Linked DNA regions of Mus musculus: region 2 is linked to region 1. Evidence: chromatin loops called from intact Hi-C (ENCODE). Cell type or tissue: left cerebral cortex. All regions are shown on one strand. Links, peaks and the distances in the headings refer to the core of each region. The heading gives the core; the rest is flanking DNA.

Region 1 (2,911 bases), core at 235-2,734:
AAGCTCTGGCTTCTCAAAAGGGAAAAGTTCAATTCAAAGACTGTAAACTTAAGTATTCCAGCCATGCTGCTGACTAGTTGGATAGCTGTACCTCAAAAAATAGGTGGGGGTGGCTTTCCCACTATCCCACACCGTCACATACTAATGAAGAGCTCACTTACGTGCCAAAATTCACTTTTATACTAGTTTTTCAATGCTTTAATATTTGTAACTTAAATTTTAAAATTCATATTTACAAACACTACTATAACTTCAGTGAAACTGAATTGTGTGATTGAAACTTTTTGCTTATTATAGTATTTATTACACTACTTAATTCAGTAAATATATAAAAGTAGCCTTCAATTTATTTTTATATTATTTTACATGTTTTTATCTGCAGTTGTGTCTGTGAATTTCACTTGGAATTAAGATGTAATGCTAAGGACCAATAAACTGTCACTCAACAAGTACCTCTGTCTCTGCCTGTCTCCCAGTATCCCTGGTGTGGCTTTGGAGGGTGGAACCCTGGGCACTGGAGACTTTCTCAGTCTGGCTTTGATGTTCCTGGCTAGGACTGCTGAGGGAGAAGCCCTGGAGGCCCTCAGCACACCTTCAGAGGGTAAAATCACATCACAGTCACCTGCCCTGGCTTATACACTTCAGGAGCCCCAGGAGCTGGAGACACAAAACTGACTGTCCTAAAGAAAAGCTACACACACACACACACACACACCGCACACAGACTCCTCTCTTCCAAGGCTCAGGGTGAGCTCACACCCCCATTCCCTCCACCTGTTTTTTTTTTTTTCTTTTTGTTTGTTTGGTTGGTTGGTGGTTGTTGTTCTAATAGGATGATGTCCTGTAGTCCAGGCTGGCCTTAAATTTATATGTAACTGGGGCTGGAGAGATTTCGGCTCAGCGGTTAAACACACTGACTGTTCTTCCAGAAGTCCTGAGTTAATTCCTAGCAACTGGATGTAAGGGTGATCTGGCTGCGACATCTCTCACCCCATTGATTGCCAGTGTTGATTAGGCTGATCTGGCTGGCTAGGTGGGTGTCCCTTCCTCCCTCACTGCTCTATGTGTGTCCCTCCCGAAGCAGCTTCCAGTGCACTAGGTCTAAGAGGACAAACTTCCCAGAATAGAGGAGAACCAGTTTCCAGTTGAGTATAACGAGTAGCTGTGCTCTCCTGCTAGAACCATCAATCCCCAGCCACCTTGTGGTGCCTCACAGCCATCTGTAATGGGATCTGACGCCCTCTTCTGGGGTGTCTGAAGACAGCTGCAGTGTGTACTCATATACATAAAATAAATAAATAAATCTTTTTTTTTTTTTTTAATTCTGCTATGTAACAGAAACTGGCCAAGAACTCCTGATCTGTTCTCCCAAGTAGAAGGTTAGTAGGTACGAGCCACCATCCTTACTCCCCTACTCTGACGGCCTGGTAAGGCTCCCGTTGGCACAATGCCTTCATGGGTTGGTCAACTCTTTACAAGCCCTGTGGGTTTGCCACCTCAGTGTAACTTTATAAATGTGGGCAACTAAGTCACCAGCAGGTAGAGTAATTGGCACAGAACGAGGGACACTGGCAGGCCTAGTTAAATCCAGAAGTGAGTCTAAGTGGGGCCTCCAAAGTTGGCCCAAGTATTTACAGCACTAAAGGAAGAAAACAAACATACAAATGGGTGTGAGGTTTGCACCACTCGGCTCCCATTTATCACGCATCCCCAACCCCAAAGCTGAGAGCAGGGAAAGGTCCATCTCCTAGAGGCCAGCTCTCCAGGCAGCCTGGCCCCCAGAGCACGTGTATCCTGTCCTTCCCATAGGGACCTGGGGCAAAGGGAAGGCCCTAGGCGTAGCTTTGGGATATGGCTGGAAGAGGAGGAGTCTAAGGGCAGGCCTCCAAAAGCAGCTCAGAGGGCGTGGGAGCTGAGATGCCACACTACATGGAACGGGTTTGGGAGATGTGGAAAGGGGTAACCCTGTCCCCACAGCAAGCCCTCTAGCTCACATCTTACAGACCACAAGCCCAAGTGCTCGTCTTTGCAGAAGACCCTAGGAGGCAGACTGGCAAAGACTTCCCAGGAAGGGATTGTGGGGAAGTGCCAGAGTGTCTGGGCTTGCTTCCCAGCCCCTCATGGCTGATCTCCAGGAAGCCCCTGCAAGGCTCTCCATCAGCTAGATTCCTGATTGAGTTCCACAGCTGTCTGGAGTCTTTTCTAGTACATGTTCTAGGAAGGGTGGAGGTTTTTGTGTTTTGCTTTTCATTGTTAATGATTGTAATAATTTTTGACCTAGGAAAGAAAAACTTTAACAACATTCTAAAGCCAGGCATGGTGTGGCATAGACCTATAATCCAAGCAATTTGGTAGGAGGAGCAGGAATTTTAAGGTTAACCTTGGCTATGTAATTTGAGACCAGTCTGGGCTCCGAAAGCTTTTGTCTTTAAAATAGTCTGACAAGGTAGTTGGCTAGCACAACTCACTGAACAAAGTGTGTGTGAGCTCTGTTTTCTTTTCCTGCTTTTCGAGCAAGACAATGTGAGTTGAGGGTAAGGGAAGATCTGGAAAGAGTTGGGGAATGGGAAAGAATATAATCAAAATATATTGTTTGAAATTCTCAGAAAATTAAGTCTTCGGGATTTATTTATTTATTTATTTATTTATTTATTTATTTATTTTTAATCTATCAACTGGAGAAATGGCTCAGCTTCAGGACCTCAGTACGATCCCTAGGGGAAAAAAAAAGTTAGCCAGGTCACAGTAGTGCTTGCCTTCTTCCTGGCACTAAGGAGGCAGAGGTAGGCAGATTTCTGGGAGTTCAAGACCAGCCTGGTTAATAGAGCTAGTTCCAGGACAGCTAGGGCTACACAGAGAAACCCTGTCTTCAAAAACAAAAACAAACAAACAAACAAAAAATCTGGGGCTG
Region 2 (2,911 bases), core at 174-2,673, 420 kb after region 1:
ATTCGAGAGCAGACAGAAGGGGAGTATAGCTCTCTGGAACATGAGGTGAGGCTTAGAAACTACGGAGGACAAGGAGAGGCAAGTGGGAGGTGGGCTTCCTTGCTTCTTCCCTAGTGTCACAAGCTACTTCCCTCTCACCCAGAGCGCCAAGGGTGTCATTGAGTGCCTGAAGATCGTCACTCGCACCAAGTCTCAGAGGATTGCAAAGTTTGCGTTCGACTATGCCACCAAGAAAGGGCGGAGCAAGGTCACAGCCGTCCATAAAGCCAACATCATGTGAGGAAGGCCAATTTTTTTGTTTTTTTGTGGGCTGGGTTCCATCCCTTGAACCCTATTGATTGCTTTTTGTCCTCTGGCCTGTGAACAGGAAACTAGGGGATGGCTTGTTCTTGCAGTGCTGTGAGGAAGTTGCTGAACTGTACCCTAAAATCAAGTTTGAAACCATGATCATAGACAACTGCTGCATGCAGGTAAGGCCCTTTGTGAGTTTCCAGAGAGCAGGGAGTGGAAGCCAGTCCATTCATCAATCTCTCTCTCTCTGTGTGGAACTCCTTTCTCTATTCTCATATCTCACTCCTAGCTGGTGCAGAACCCTTACCAGTTTGATGTGCTCGTGATGCCCAATCTCTATGGCAACATAATTGACAATCTGGCTGCTGGCCTTGTTGGGGGAGCTGGCGTGGTTCCTGGGGAGAGCTACAGTGCAGAGTATGCAGTTTTTGAGACGGTGAGCAAGATTATTTTTCCCCCGGGGATGGTGGTGCATGCTTTTAATTCAGTACTTGGGAGGTAGAGGCAGAGGCAGGTGGATCTCTGAGTTTAAAACCAACCTGGTCTACATAGATCAAGGACAGCCAGAGCTCCATAGTGAGACTTTGTCTCAAGAAAACAAAACAAAACAAAATTCTGTTAGTCATCTGTACCTACCCTTTCCTGACCTCAGGTAGTTCTGCTGTATTCTATCCCAGTGCCCCACTTGGAAATGACTATGGCTGCCTCCTCTCCTGCCCTACACATCTTCTCAGTCCCCTTAGCCTGCCCTCCTTCTGTGCCATAATACATTTTGTATATACCTGTACCTCTGCACGTGCCTGTCTCCTTCCAGTGATTCTGGCTTGCTTTTTCCCACAGGGTGCTCGGCACCCATTTGCCCAGGCAGTGGGCAGGAATATAGCCAACCCCACAGCCATGCTGCTGTCGGCCACCAACATGCTGCGGCATCTCAAGTAGGTTACAGGAAGCTCAAGCTGGGTCGTGGGTGGAGAGGGTGGGTGTTGGAACGGGAAGCACAAGTGGGAAGGAGAAGGGAAGGGTGGGAGTGTTTTGGTTGGATTCTCAGCTTCTCCTGTCTATTGCCAGTCTTGAGTATCACTCCAGCATGATTGCAGATGCAGTGAAGAAAGTGATCAAAGCTGGCAAGGTGAGTTTCAAAAGGCTTCAGGGGCTCGGCACTGCTGTTGCTGGGACCTGAGGGACCTCTCTCCTCCAGGCCCCAACAATACCTCCTTTGTGACCTCGGGGCTGTTCTTCACTTCCCCTCTCTTGGCTGTTTCATCCTCTTGGTCTTCTTCACCTTAGTTCCATCTGCTGTTACTTTTCCCAAACCATCCTTTGCCCTTCTTGGGCCATCTGATTACAGACCTTGCAGCTTTGTCGGGGTGGAGATTACAGGCAGGGTTAGCTGCCTGCTTTCCCTCCCAGCTGGTCTCATTTCTTGCAAGGTAACCTCATCTCATCCTTTGTGATATGCTCTTCTCCCCATCCTGCTGCCTGCTCGGCCTCCTGTACTCCCTTGTCTGCTCGAGTGGGCAGGCCCTTGACCCCCACACCTGCTCACTTCCTTCCATTCTTTCTCCACTGCACTGTATCTTTCTTGGTCTCCATCTCATCATGCTGTCCCATCTCCTTCATGGGCTCTCTCTTCTTCCCCACGGCTTTTGCTGTTGGTGGCTGTAGGTACGGACTCGAGACATGGGAGGCTACAGCACCACAACTGACTTCATCAAGTCTGTCATCGGCCACCTGCACCCCCATGGGGGCTAGAGCCCTTACTCCCTCCAATTTCAAAAGGACCATGCTTCGTATACATCCCTTCAGTACAATGGACCAGAAGAGAACATCTAGACAGTAGACTATAATAGCTTTTCTGAGGCTAGGCTGTCCTGGGGGCTGGTGTTAAGGGTATCTCAAAGGGTGGGTTGTTGCGACAAGGCCCAGACCCTAAGATGATAACTTTTTCCCACAGGTTCGAACCTCAGATATGGGTGGTTATGCCACATGTCATGACTTCACTGAAGCTGTCATTACTGCCCTGTCATAAATCCTATACATGCCCATGAAAAAAATAGTCAATAAACAAAATACACACATACTATCTGGTTTTGTGTTTTTATTGGGGTTTTATCATTCATGGGCAGGAGCTGCCACAAGGTATGCCCCTCCCACCAAGCAGGTCCGTTCTAATCCTCCTGTGCTTTCTGGGACTTTTTCTTTTTCTTTGTGCTGCTCTTTGTGAAGTTAGCAGCAACTTCAGGCTCCTCAGAAAATTTCCTTTTCTTCTTAGGGGTGGTGGGGCTTGCTGCCTCTTCTGGTTCACTGGCCACTTCCTCCTTAGGTGAGGACTTCTTTCTCTTAGCACTGCTAGTGGCCATCTCTTCAAGGTCACTGGCCAACTCCTCCTTGGGAGCTTTCTTTTTCTTGGATTTAGGTAGAGAGACAGGTGGGTCTTCCATTCCATTTTCCTGGGGTTTTAACTTCTTTTTCTTCTTAGATTTTTCATTTACCTCCTGAAGGGGGAATCAGACACGGGACATTGCTTACAATTGTTAGCAGCCACAGCTCCCATTAGAATCCAGGCAGAAGAGCAAACCTAGTACTTCTGGTGACTTAATGATCTACCTACTCTCACATT

What was found. A loop is a pair of places that touch in the nucleus more often than their neighbours do. Peaks named below come from ENCODE experiments on the same cell type or tissue, not always from the same donor. Only the 100,000 strongest peaks of a DNase experiment are listed, where the experiment ranks them.
Region 2: a loop joins it to region 1, with 10 times the contacts of the local background. A loop is called at or near these places in 1 of 42 quality-filtered maps.

What each region holds. Positions count from the first base shown.
Region 1 is chr2:130,703,741-130,706,651 of GRCm38, reverse strand. 4930402H24Rik (RIKEN cDNA 4930402H24 gene) reads left to right here. Exons shown (of 37, transcript NM_029432.2): 37 at 1-452. Among named protein-coding and RNA genes, the nearest start is that of Slc4a11, 7.7 kb to the right of the region's middle. In left cerebral cortex, for the core only: a CTCF peak has its summit at 1,255 (motif pointing left); no DNase peak of the experiment used is centred there.
Region 2 is chr2:130,278,772-130,281,682 of GRCm38, reverse strand. It overlaps Nop56 (NOP56 ribonucleoprotein), which reads right to left. Exons shown (of 12, transcript NM_024193.2): 12 at 2,370-2,786. The coding sequence ends at 2,460. Idh3b (isocitrate dehydrogenase 3 (NAD+) beta) reads left to right here. Exons shown (of 12, transcript NM_130884.4): 6 at 1-45; 7 at 143-276; 8 at 368-470; 9 at 581-727; 10 at 1,132-1,226; 11 at 1,360-1,420; 12 at 1,957-2,374. The coding sequence ends at 2,043. Among named protein-coding and RNA genes, the nearest start is that of Snord57, 2.2 kb to the right of the region's middle. In left cerebral cortex, for the core only: no CTCF peak of the experiment used is centred there; DNase peaks (open chromatin) are centred at 665 and 1,240.